Linked DNA regions of Homo sapiens: regions 1 and 2 are each linked to region 3. Evidence: chromatin contacts called from ENCODE Hi-C or POLR2A ChIA-PET data. All regions are on one chromosome and are shown on one strand. The core of a region is the stretch at or near the end of the contact, and the rest is flanking DNA. Distances in the headings are between cores, read along the strand shown. Region 1 holds the start of MCAT (malonyl-CoA-acyl carrier protein transacylase). Region 2 overlaps PACSIN2 (protein kinase C and casein kinase substrate in neurons 2). Region 3 holds the start of CYB5R3 (cytochrome b5 reductase 3).

Region 1 (3,695 bases), core at 1,196-3,695, 490 kb after region 3:
AGATTACAAAAATAAGGGAAATCCCTAATGAATCCTTCAGTCTTGAAAAGGAATCACAGCAAAGCCCTGTCCTCATGTGCCAATGTCACCCCTGTCCATGTGCTCCCTTCCCATCACCTGAGTGGGTCCAGTATCATTTTTGGCAGTGTCCCTTACCCCTAATGAGCCCAAGACCACAGCCTTGCATAAAACCAAACTCCTTCCTGTACCTTCAGCAAATTCCATGGCTCCGGCAAACACTAGGGCTGCAAACTCTCCCACACTGAATCCAGCAGCAGCAACACAGTTCTCAATCACCTGTGGGGACAGATGCAGAACGTGAGCCCTCACTCTCCTGGGGATCCCAGTTCCAGGGCTCTGTACCTGAGAGCTGGCGGGGTGTTCAGCATCTCAGTGAGCCAGGTTCTACGAACTTGGTGCACCAGCTGGAAGAGGACACACAAAAGTGACCTTGACAATCATTGAGTCCTGCCCCTTTATTTAGGAGGAGCTTTCCTGGTTAGTTACAGTCCATCAACTCCGTCCATGGTCACACTGACGCCAACCCAGGGCTCTGGATTCCCTTGCCATGGCCCTGCAGCAGGCTCTCAGGCCATATCGTTGTGCACAAGTTAAGAGCATGACTTTTTTTTTTTTGAGGCGGAGTTTTGCTCTTGTTGCCCAGGCTGGAGTGCAATGGCGTGATCTCGGCTCACTGCAACGTCCGCCTCCCGGGTTCAAGCAATTCTCCTGCCTCAGCCTCCCGAGTTGCTGGGATTACAGGTGTCCACCACCACACTTGGCTAATTTTTGTATTTTTAGTAGAGACGGGGTTTCACCATGTTGGCCAGGCTGGTTTTGAACTCCTGACCTCGTGATGCACCCACCTCAGCCTCCTGAAGTGCTGGATTATAGGCATTATAGGCGTGAGCCACCTCGCCCGGCCAAGAGCATTTTTATCTCATCTGTGAAATGAGGGAAGAACAGGGCCTACCCCAAAGGGCGGATGAGAGAATTATGTGAATATAATGTCTATACAGTGCTTAGCACAGACCCAGACTAGGGTAAGCAGTGAATGAATATTATGATGACGATTCAACAGGACCACTTAACTAATTCTTTTAATATCCCTGAGTCTGCATTCCTCAACCATCAAATAACAGTATTAACCTCACAAGGTGGTGTGAAGGTGAAATAGGGTAAAGGATCTCAAGTGCTAGCTTAACATTTACCGTCTTATTAAATATTAATAGCAATCAATCCACCACCTTCAAGTGAAGTGACATTCTCAACTCATCTCAATGTTCCTTCATTTAGGCCAGTGCAGTGGCTCATACCTGTAATCCTAGCACTTTGGGAGGCCGAGGTGGGTGAACCTGGGAGGATTTAAGTAAAGAATAAAAAAATTAGCCGGGCGTGGTGGTGTGCACCTGTGATCCCAGCTACTGCGGAGGCTGAGGCAGGAGAACTGCTTGAACCTGGGAGGCAGAGGTTGCAGTGAGCCAAGACTGCGCCATTGCACTCCAGCCTGGGTGACAGAGCAAGACTCTGTCTCAAAAAACAAAACAAAACGGGCCGGGCACGGTGGCTCATGCCTGTAATCCCAGCACTTTGGGAGGCCGAGGCGGGCAGATCACGAGGTCAGGAGATCAAGACCATCCTGACTAACACGATGAAACCCCGTCTCTACTAAAAATACAAAAAATTAGCCGGGCATGGTGGCGGGCGCCTGTAGTCCCAGCTACTTGGGAGGCTGAGGCAGGAGAATGGCGTGAACTCGGGAGGCGGAGCCGAGATCGCGCCACTGCACTCTAGCCTGGGCGACAGAGCGAGACTCCGTCTCAAAAAAAAAAACAAAAACAAACAAAAAAAAAAACTCGATCGAATGAGTAAGACGTGGGAGCCCCCGGAATGGCAGGCGGAAGCCTCTGGCAGGGCCAAGAGCTCAGGCAGAGCTCACCTTCCCCCTCCTGTCACGGGGCCTCGGGCCTCACCGAGGGCTGCAGGTGATGTAGTTTCTCGACAGCGGCCAGCGATGCCACGAAGATCGCGGGCTGACAGTGCACGGTGCGGTCCAGGGTCTCCTGCGGCCCGTGCAGGCTCAGTTCCAGCAGGTCGTAGCCCAGCACGCGGCGGGCGGCGGCGTAGAGTTCGCGGACGCGCGGGTAGTTGAGCAGACCGCGGCCCATGCCCACCACCTGGCTGCCCTGGCCCGGGAAGAGCAGCACGGAGCACTGGCCCGGCATTCGCCGCTCCGTCGCCGCCCAGGGCGCCTCCTCCTCCGCCCCGGTCGCATCTCGCAGCAGCTCCGCTACACCCTGGGCGCCCGGCGGAGGCACCGGGAAGCTCGAGGCGCCGCGGCGGTAGCTGGCGCCCAAGCCCCTGACCCACGCTACCCGTGCGACCCGGACGCTCATGGTCGGACACCTGCCCGCGCGCGTTACCGTGGCGACCGAGGCCCGACTGCGGCGGCGCGGCGCAGCGTGGTCCCTGACGCATTTCCTGCCGGGGCTTCCGGGGCACCGGGAGCGGGAAGAAAGGTTCCGCAGACGCTGGTTCCGCCCCGGCTCTGAGGCCCTTCGGGCTGCGTTCTGGGGTCCTGGAGGGACTCATGCGTTTACTTAAACAGCCATAGCCGTTGAACGGAACACGATGCCACACCACAGTGGGTCCTCAACAGATATTTATGGAATAAATAACGCAACGCAATGTAGTATTTACGCTTTCTACCTGGCACATGAAGAGCACTTGAAACTCTTCCACATTGATGGTTTTTGTTGTTGTCGTTGTTGTTGTTTGTTGTTGTTTTTTGAGACGGAGTCTTGCTCTGTCGCCCAGGCTGGAGTGCAGTGGCGTGTTCTTTGCTCACTGCAACCGCCGCCTCCCAGGTTCAAGCGATTCTCCTGCTTCAGCTTCCCGAGTAGCTGGGATTAACAGGCGCCCGCCACCATGCCTGACTAATTTTTGTATTTTTAGTAGGGACGGGTTCACCATGTTGGCCACGCTGGTGTCGAACTCCTGACCTCAGGTGATCCACCCGCCTCGGCCTCCCAAAGTGCTGGGATTACAGGCGTGAGCCACCGCGCCCGGCCAGCAACCACATTTCTTGCATATGATCCTCCCAACCACAGGAGTTGGCATGGCCGACCATCCGTTGCCAGTTCCCAACTATACAACAGCTCTCTTTTATAATGTTTTCTTACAAACCACACAGTGCTTGGCACATAATAAGCATCCAATAGATCTTTATGCTATTGAACAAAGCCTTGAATGTGTTTCAGATATTAGCTTATTTAATTCCTCACAGCAACGCTGTGATGGATAGCTGCTCAGAGATTGAGTGACAGGTGGTTAGTGACAGAATGGAGGTTGGAAATTGGGGTTATCTAATGTTAACCTAAAAGCAACTCAAGAGACACAGGCTCGGCCAGGCGCAGTGGCTCATGCCTGTAATCCCAGTACTTTGGGAGGCTGAGGCAGATGGATCACTTGAGGTCAGGAGTTCAAGACCAGCCTGGCCAACATGGAGAAACCCCGTCTCTACTAAAAATACAAAAATTAGCTGGGCGTGGTGGTGGGCGCTTATAGTTCCAGCTACTCGGGAGGCTGAGGCAGGAGAATCCCCTAAGCCCGGGCAGCAGAGGTTGCAGTGAGCCGAGATCCCACCACTGCACTCCAGCCTGGGTGACAGAGCAAGACTCCGTTTCAAAAAAAAA
Region 2 (4,038 bases), core at 3-2,502, 280 kb after region 3:
GAAGAGAGTGGGATTCAACAAGCTCTTAGAGTTCTCTGAGTTTAAAATGTTTTAAGACAGCCTCCTATAAGCAGGAGATTATGGAAGAATAAACGTGAATTAAAGCCGAGTAATTATAAGAGTGTGTATGTGCAGTGAGCATGGCTGCAAAGATCCTCCCTACTTCATCAGATCCAGGCCTGACGGCCGCCCTGTGCAACTATACTCACCAGGACCCCAATGTCCGGGCTTGAGCTCATTATCAGGGTCTCACTGTGAAACAAGCCACAGTCAGCATAAAGAAAGTCCATGCTTCCCAAGCACGTCCACATCACATAAATTACTTACAATGTTGGTAACACAAGGTCTCATCTATGCTACAAGTCCTGCCCACATACAGAGGCTAAAATTTAAAGGGAAAGTCAACAGCAATTAATATTTGTATCTTGCAAAACCAGTAAAAAGTGCTCTGACTCTGGGTCCCAGGACTTCTCATTGAAGATGCTGTCAATAGCTTCTGAGAACTGAAACACAGTGACAGCACTGGGCTCAGTGGATTGTGAAATGTTCAGTGGGAGTGGCGTGCCTACGAATGGCTTGATCCTGCTTCCAAAGTACAGGCAAAAGAATGAGTATCTCAGAACTCCAAAACGATCCTGTCTGGTTTCTTTCCAGGTTCTTTTGTTCACCTTTTAGAATGGATGTCATACTAATCACACAGCTGGGGACATCTTTCCAATTGTGTGACGTCTGCTCCAGAATGATGGTCTACTTCAACTCGGACAAGGCAGGAGAGTGACCCGCCACCCGGGGCTCCAAACAGAGCCCTGCCCTTTCAGGTCTTCGTACCTCCCTTCACAGTATCCTTCTCCCTCAAACAGCCTCCCAGATGAGTGTCAAGATACTAATTATTCTTTAAGATCAAGATCAGATGCCACCTCTTTCATAAAGACTTCCTTTATTCCCAAATGTCAGCTCTGCTGCCTGGCCTGCCTGCCTGTGTTCCTCTCACACAGGGCTCCTTCCAATCAACCTCAGATGGAGGGCGGTCATCCAGGCATCTGTCTCTCCCAAGAGACCTAAGATCCTTGAGGGCAGGAACCACATGGAGTTTATTTTTGTGTCCCAATCCTAGCACAAAGTTCGCCGTGTTAAATATGAATGCCATGCTTTTCTCATCGCGAACCATGAGGTGACTTGGGAACAGAGCCATGCACAAAACGAGACAGAGGAAGTCTAGGTCTCTGACAGTGTGGTGTGCCCACCAGCCATGCCACCTCTGGACTCTGCAGATGAGAGGAATAAACTTCTCTTTAAGCCACTATTATTTTGAGGGTCTCTGTGACATGCAGCCTAACTCACACACTTTCCTGCTACCTGTGCTCTCTGCCCCAATTCCACAGCCACAACATGCAGCAGCACCAGGACCTCTGGGTTTGGGCCCTGGACACACTCAGCACCTTTGTCTCAGCTCTCAGACCTTCTCTGGACCCTCCTGTCCTCGTGTCTCACGCAGAGCCTAGCACAGATGAGGCACCCACTCAATCCTGACCCAAGAAGTACATGGATACCCACGTTCACACCACATAAACAAGGGAAAAAGTTATTCAATAAACTAATTTTGAAAATGATTGTCTTTTAAATTAATCAAAATGTTTCTAAAATGCATTTGGAAGTATGAAAGTAGGTCATTTTGAAATAACAAAAGGCACGCTCATAAAAAGCAAAAATACCTCCATGGTTTTGGTTATCCAATTTCTCAATCTGGTTTGGGTCAGTGGGAAAGTTTAAGAATTAAAAAATGAAAGTTTTTGACAGTTCAAGTTCAAAAGTAAATTTATAGATGAAGAAACAGAGGCATAAGAGTGTTTAAATAACGTGCCCAAGTCACACAACTAGTAAGGGGCAGAGCTTGGATTCAAACCCAGACCAGGTGCTCCAGAGCCTCCCTGAGCCACCAGGCTGTGCTGCCTCCTGCATGAGACACAGGCAACAAAAGACACCAAGGAAAGGCAGAGGTGAGTCACGTGTGCGTGACTCTGAAGAGTGACAGGCTGGATGCTAAGGGAGGCAGCATGCCAACCCGAGTCCAACAAGAGTAGAATGTTGACAGGAATTCTTTCATTCACTCATTCATTCGCTCAGTGTTCACTGCATGCCTATTCCAGACGCCTGCCTGCTCAAACAGCTCAAGGTGTTGAGGGAGGCAGACACCTAACTCACACCTGCCTTGTTCACAGTTGTATCCCACGGCTGGGCACAGCACCTGGCTTACACGAGGCAATGATATGTGAGAAGCAGCAATGAATGAATCCCAGCCTTGCTGCAAACCAGCTGGGTAACCAGGGGCACGTTACTTAACCTTCCTGAACCTTAGTTTCCTCATCCAGAAAACAAAACTAACACTGCCTACCACTCCTTGGGATTGTTGGAGGACTGAAGTAGCTGCTTTCCACCCAGGGAAGTGAGGAAATGGCTTCCAAGCCAGCGACACCAAGGTGAACCTTGGATGGGAATGGGGCAGGTGCAGAGTGGGAGAGGCAGGAGGTGTCCGAGACAGAAGAGACCTTAGGTGATGGGAAGGTAGTGGAGGAACACAGTCAGCGTCAATGGAACCAGCCAGGGTTCAGAGGGCTCCACAAAGCCGATGGCTGCCCTGAAACAGGAACAGCGAGGAAGGAAGGAGGAACTGGTATATTTCTACACAGAAATCCCCATGTGGTTTAAACTTGATGAGTTTCTCATAATGTGTAATCTTCCAGCTGCTGGCTAGGCTGAGAACTATTTCACACACTATTAATAGTTACATTTTTTAATTTAACAGAGCCATGCAGAGATCACGTTGTTATTATTATGGTTAACAACCAGGGTATATTCACTTACACAATCCCTCTCTTCCAAAACAGCCCAGAAAATGTCACAAAACCCCCAATTGTAAGGAACACAGGTGGTATTAATAACCCTAAATTTTCAAAGCTAAAATGAAAACGTTTAATGTTTTCCCATGGAAACTCAACGTTAAAGAGAACAGAAAACCTATCCTCACTTCCAGTTTCTAGCCTCTTCAGGGCAATATTTGTAAATACTCAAATCATGTCACTTCCCTTCTCTAAACCATCACATCACTTCAACCCTAACTCCTCCGCTGTACTGCAAATCCCGTCATGACCCGGCCCCTGCCTGCCCTTCCACCCATTCCCCAACTACTCTCCCTTACCTGCTGGCCCTTCTCTGTCCCAGCACAGGATCTTCTCTCTGTTTCTTCAACATAATAAGCTCATCCCTGCCTCAGAGCCTTTGCACATGCTGTTCCCTCTGCCAGGAATGTTCTTCCCTGAGACAAGCGTATGGCCGGCTCCCCCTCACACCATTTGGGGCATCCCTTAGAGAATCTAGCCACACCTCCCACCACCACCAACTCTAGCCTGTTACCTTCTAACTCTTTTTATATTTCCTCAAAGCACATACCACTACCTCAGTTTTTACCTGTGTACAGTCTGCTTTCCCCTCTAGACAGTGAATTCCAGAAGCGTATCTCACATATGACAACAGGTCCTTTCTAACATTTGTTGAAACTGACAGCGACACACTTGGGGATCTTTACAAGTGAAATGGTGGGACAGTAAAGTGTTGACTTGATAAAAGGATATCAAATAAGACCTTTAGGATAATGTACTATTGGTATCAATTTTACTCACGAAGACCATATACTGACATATCTTGGATTACACAGGAGAGAAAAAAGATTAGTTACTCGGATTATTAACTACAAATGTTTATTGAGCTGAGAGCAAAACAATTTTTTGATGATTCTTACAAAGTCAATTCTAAAAAAAAAAAAAAGGAAAAAGCCAATTCTTCCACAATGGCCAGCTTGTAGAGCCACTAAGTCAGAAGCACTTCCCACCTGGAGCCTCCTGGGCAGCCCCCAGGACACCCCCCTGTCCACATGCCACTAGAAGTCCACACTTTCCACACTTTTATTTTGCTTTTGATCTTCAAAAAGGGGTCCTCTCTGAATCAGAGGAACCAACTGTGTTAGGAGACGAAATGTCCAAT
Region 3 (3,837 bases), core at 1,338-3,837:
AGGTGGACACAGAGCTGGGATCTGGGCCGCAGAGTAAGCATGGGGCTGCCAGGGACAGTAGGAAAGCCCGGCAGACTGTACCTGTCAGCCTGTCAGGGTCGCTGAGCACTCACAGCCGGGCTGGGAGGCAGGGGAACCACAGTTCAGGATGGCAGACCAAGCTCCAATGTTTTCCCAGTGTGGCTGGCAGACTCCAGGGCCAACCCCTGGCCTGGATCCCACAAAGTGTTGGGAGAGGCCTCCCATGGGGCCTGCATGTCTTAGATAAGACACCTAGAGCACCAGGCCCCCAGCCAGCCTCCTCCAGACTGTGGGGAGCCCGTAAGCCAGGAGGCCTGGCTCAGAATGTGCTGGAGACATTCTGGGCCAAGCGAGGATCCCAGCAGCACCCACAAAGGGTAATCCCCACCCACCCTTGGAGAGATGGGGCTGGGCGGGGGAGGGTTGGTGGAGGTCTCCCGACTCCCAGGCAGTGCTCTGCCCCTTACAGAGGACTGCTCAGCCATTCAACAGAAATATATGGAATGAGGCCAAGAACGGCGTTCACACCTGTAATCCCAGCACTTTGAGGAGCTGGGATGGGAGGATCACTTGAGCTCAGTTTGTGGCCAGCCTGGGCAACATAGCAAGACATTGTCTCCATTAAAAATACAAAAAATTAGGCCAGGCACAGTGGCTCACTCCTGTAATCCCAGCACTTTGGGAGGCTGAGGCAGGTGGATCATCTGAGGTCAGGAGTTCGGGACCAGCTTGGCCAAGATGGCGAAGCCCAGGTGTGATGGCGAGTGCCTGTAATCCCAGCTACTTGGGAGGCTGAGGCAGGAGAATTGCTGGAGCCCAGGAAGTGGAGGTTGCAGTGAGCTGAGATCATGCCACTGCACTCCAACCTGGGTGACAGAGAGAGACTCCATCTCAAAAAAAAAAAACTTAGCCAGGCATATTGGCACGTGCCTGTACTCAGGACACTGAGGTAGAAGGATCACTTGTGCCCAAGAGGTTGAGGCTGCAGTGAGCTATGATCGCGCCACTGCACTACTGTCTGGGTGAGAGACTCTTCTCAAAAAAGAAAAAAGAAAAAAGAAATGTATGGAGCAGCCAGGTGCAGGGGACGTGGCCATAAATCCAACCACCAGCTGGAAGGTATGGAACACCACCAAAAACAGCAGGGAAGGGTTGGGTGGAGACCAGGGGAAGCTTTAGAGACACAGGCAGGACATTTCAACAATAAAGGAGGCAGATGCTTTCTGGGGAAAAATGGGCCGGGTGTTGCATGGAGGTTGGGGTGATGCCCACAGGTTCACCCTGGCCAAGGTTGCCTGGGGTCTGAACATCCCGAAGTTCTGGGTTGGGCCACACTTTCCTTAGCAACCACCCAAGCCAAGAGGCCTTTTGCCTGGATCCCCAAGGAGGAGACTCCAGGTCCTCCCCAAGGAGGGAGGACCCAGGTGCCCTCCAAGTGGCAGATGCCAGGCATAGAGGTAGAGGTGGAGGTGGAGGAGCACTGGGCTGATTCCTCCTGTGCCAGCCTCCCCACGCCTAGCGGGTCACAGTTGACAGGAGAGCTGCCCTCTGCAGCCGCAGCCTCCACATGTCCACACAGACTCAAGCCTCCAGCCTCACCATGGTCAACTTTTGAGAAACTGGGGAGAGGAGGTGGCCTGGGGGGAAGGGAAGGTGGCTCTAGGCCAGCCCAGGAGTGACAGCAGCAGAGTGGACTTTGAAACCCCATGGAGCAGGCTCCTTCCGGCGGCAGCGTTGTGGGACGGTGGCCAAGACTAGTTTGCATTTCCCCATCTGTGAAATGGGGCAAACAGCACTGACACCGCAAAGTGTGAGGTCCCCAGCACAGCTTGCAGGGTCAGTGGGAGCCTGGCCTTGATGGGAGCCTGGCCCACTGAGCATTGGGAGGATGCCCCCGTGTCATCCGGGTTCTGTTCCTTGTTGCTAAACGTGCAAAACCCTCTGACATAGTGACATCGCACACACACACACGTTCAGTCGCAGTCAGTGACATCGCCCATTCACATACTCCCGTACACACACACACACCCCATCACACGTTTCCATGCCCGCCCTTCACACCCACGGTCACACTCACACACACATTCACTCTCAAGCCATTCACACGCTCGCTCACACACTCACACTCAGCGGCACACACGCTCACAACCACGGGTCCCTCCAGCAGCCAAGGCCCCACGGCGGCCAGGGCAGGGCCCAGGTGCCCCCGGGTGCTGGGCTCTGGCGCGCCCCCCGGGCAGGAGGGCTGGGTCCCCGCTGCAGACTGCCAGGGCGTAAGTAGCGGTCACCACGTAGCTCGCCCAGGCCCTTGTGGGGTGGGGTGGGGCGCGGCGGGCTGGGCGGGCGAAGTGGGTGCGGCCGGGTGCGGCCCGGGTCCCGCGTCACCTCCCGCAGGCCAGCCCGCCCCCTCGCCGCCGGGTCCCAGTCCCTCGCGACGCCCCGCGGCCCCGGCGCCCCCTCCCCGCCTACCGTGCTGAGCTGGGCCCCCATGGTGGCCCCGCGCCGCGCTCGCTCTGTCGCCGCCGCCGCCGCCGCCGAGACCGTCGCGCCCGGGCCCGCGTCACTCCGGAGCAGGGGCGGGGCCGAGGGGCCAGGCGGGCGCGCGGGGCGGGGCGGGCGCGGGGGCGGGGACCGGGTCGCTCCGCCTGCTTCTGCCGGGGATGGAGACTGGGAACTGGGGATGCGGCCCTCTGCGCTCCGAGCTCTCCCGCCGCTGTGCTGCCCCGCGCGGGACGGTGGCCTCTCTGGGCCTCGTTCGCCGCCATAAAGGAAGCAAGATGGCGCCCCCCGGATGGGAGCGAGAATAAGAGGCGGAATCTTCCCCCGGCCTCCGAGACTGCAGGGGCCGGTCCTGCCTGGCCTGGCCTGGGCCTGTGCCTGCAGCTGCTCAGCGCGGCCCTTCCCCGGGCCTTTGAATTTGTAGTTCCCTGGGCAGCACTGTTCCCAGCTGCCTCGGGCCGGGTTAAATGCTGCGGTCTCAGCACGGCCCGCCCGGAGCCTCCTCGCCGGCGGCGCCTCCGCTCCCCACGCCATTGTCCCACTGTGGAGTGATCTTTGTCCCACTTAGCTGAAGGCCTCCTGCGTGTTTCCCCCACTCCCACCCCATCCCAGTGGACTGTGCGCTCCCGGAGGGCAAGGCCCTATCTGGTTTGAAGTCCCGTACATCCCCAGAGCCTAGCCACACAGAGCCTAGCATATAGTAGGTGCTCAATAAATACCTTTTTTTTTTTTTTTTTTTTTGGTAAAGCAGGGTCTCACTCTTGCCCAGACTGGAATGCAGGAGCCTGATCACAGCTCACTTTAGCCTCAACCTCCCAGGCTCAAGTGTTCCTCCTGCCTCAACCTCCTGAGTAGCTGGGCACATGCCACCACGTCCGGCTAATTGTTTTTTTTTTTGAGACGCAGTTTCGCTCTTGTTGCCCAGGCTGGTATGCATTGACGCGATCTCGGCTCACCGCAAACTCCGCCTCCAGGGTTCAACAGATCCTCCTGCCTCAGCCTCCCGAAATTACAGGCATGTGCCACCACATCTGGCTAACCAGCTAATCTTTTTTTTTTTTTTTTTTTTTTTTTTTTTGAGACAGAGTCTCGCCCTGTCCCCCAGGCTGGAATGCAGTGGCGCCATTTCGGCTCAATGCAAGCTCCGCCTCCAGGGTTCACGCCATTCTCAGCCTCCCGAGTAGCTGGCACTACAGGCACCCCACCGCGCCCGGCTAATTTTTTGTATTTTCAGTAGGGACGGGGTTTCACCGTGTTAGCGAGGATGGTCTCGATCTCCTGACCTCGTGATCCGCCCGCCTCGGCCTCCCAAAGTGC

What was found. A loop is a pair of places that touch in the nucleus more often than their neighbours do. ChIA-PET counts read pairs that join two places held with the same protein, here RNA polymerase II (POLR2A). Pooled maps may share reads with other maps.
Region 1: a loop to region 3 is called in a pooled map, with 9 times the contacts of the local background. The contact joins the promoter of MCAT here to the promoter of CYB5R3 in region 3. A Hi-C loop is called at or near these places in 6 of 50 pooled maps. POLR2A ChIA-PET finds 5 or more read pairs at or near these places in 8 of 52 experiments (AG04450, B cell, IMR-90 and 4 more).
Region 2: a pooled map shows a loop between it and region 3 (3-fold over the local background). The contact joins the enhancer-like site here to the promoter of CYB5R3 in region 3. A Hi-C loop is called at or near these places in 1 of 168 maps with a recorded cell type or tissue (MCF 10A), 2 of 37 single-sample maps with no recorded cell type and 2 of 50 pooled maps. POLR2A ChIA-PET finds 5 or more read pairs at or near these places in 2 of 52 experiments (AG04450 and BJ).

The regions. Positions count from the first base shown.
Region 1 is chr22:43,140,953-43,144,647 of GRCh38, forward strand. It overlaps MCAT (malonyl-CoA-acyl carrier protein transacylase), which reads right to left and starts at 2,446. Exons shown (of 4, transcript NM_173467.5): 1 at 1,974-2,446; 2 at 210-297. The coding sequence starts at 2,396. RefSeq lists a silencer at 2,201-2,470.
Region 2 is chr22:42,928,944-42,932,981 of GRCh38, forward strand. All of the region lies in intron 1 of PACSIN2 (protein kinase C and casein kinase substrate in neurons 2), which reads right to left. Among named protein-coding and RNA genes, the nearest start is that of ARFGAP3, 74 kb to the left of the region's middle. RefSeq lists a silencer at 1,864-1,943. Within about 2 kb of position 1,253, at least 23 of the 41 ENCODE cell types and tissues checked have a DNase peak (open chromatin) inside an H3K27ac peak, as active enhancers do.
Region 3 is chr22:42,646,805-42,650,641 of GRCh38, forward strand. It overlaps CYB5R3 (cytochrome b5 reductase 3), which reads right to left and starts at 2,588. Exons shown (of 9, transcript NM_000398.7): 1 at 2,491-2,588. The coding sequence starts at 2,511. RefSeq lists silencers at 2,099-2,448, 2,469-2,658, 2,969-3,068 and an enhancer at 2,763-3,576.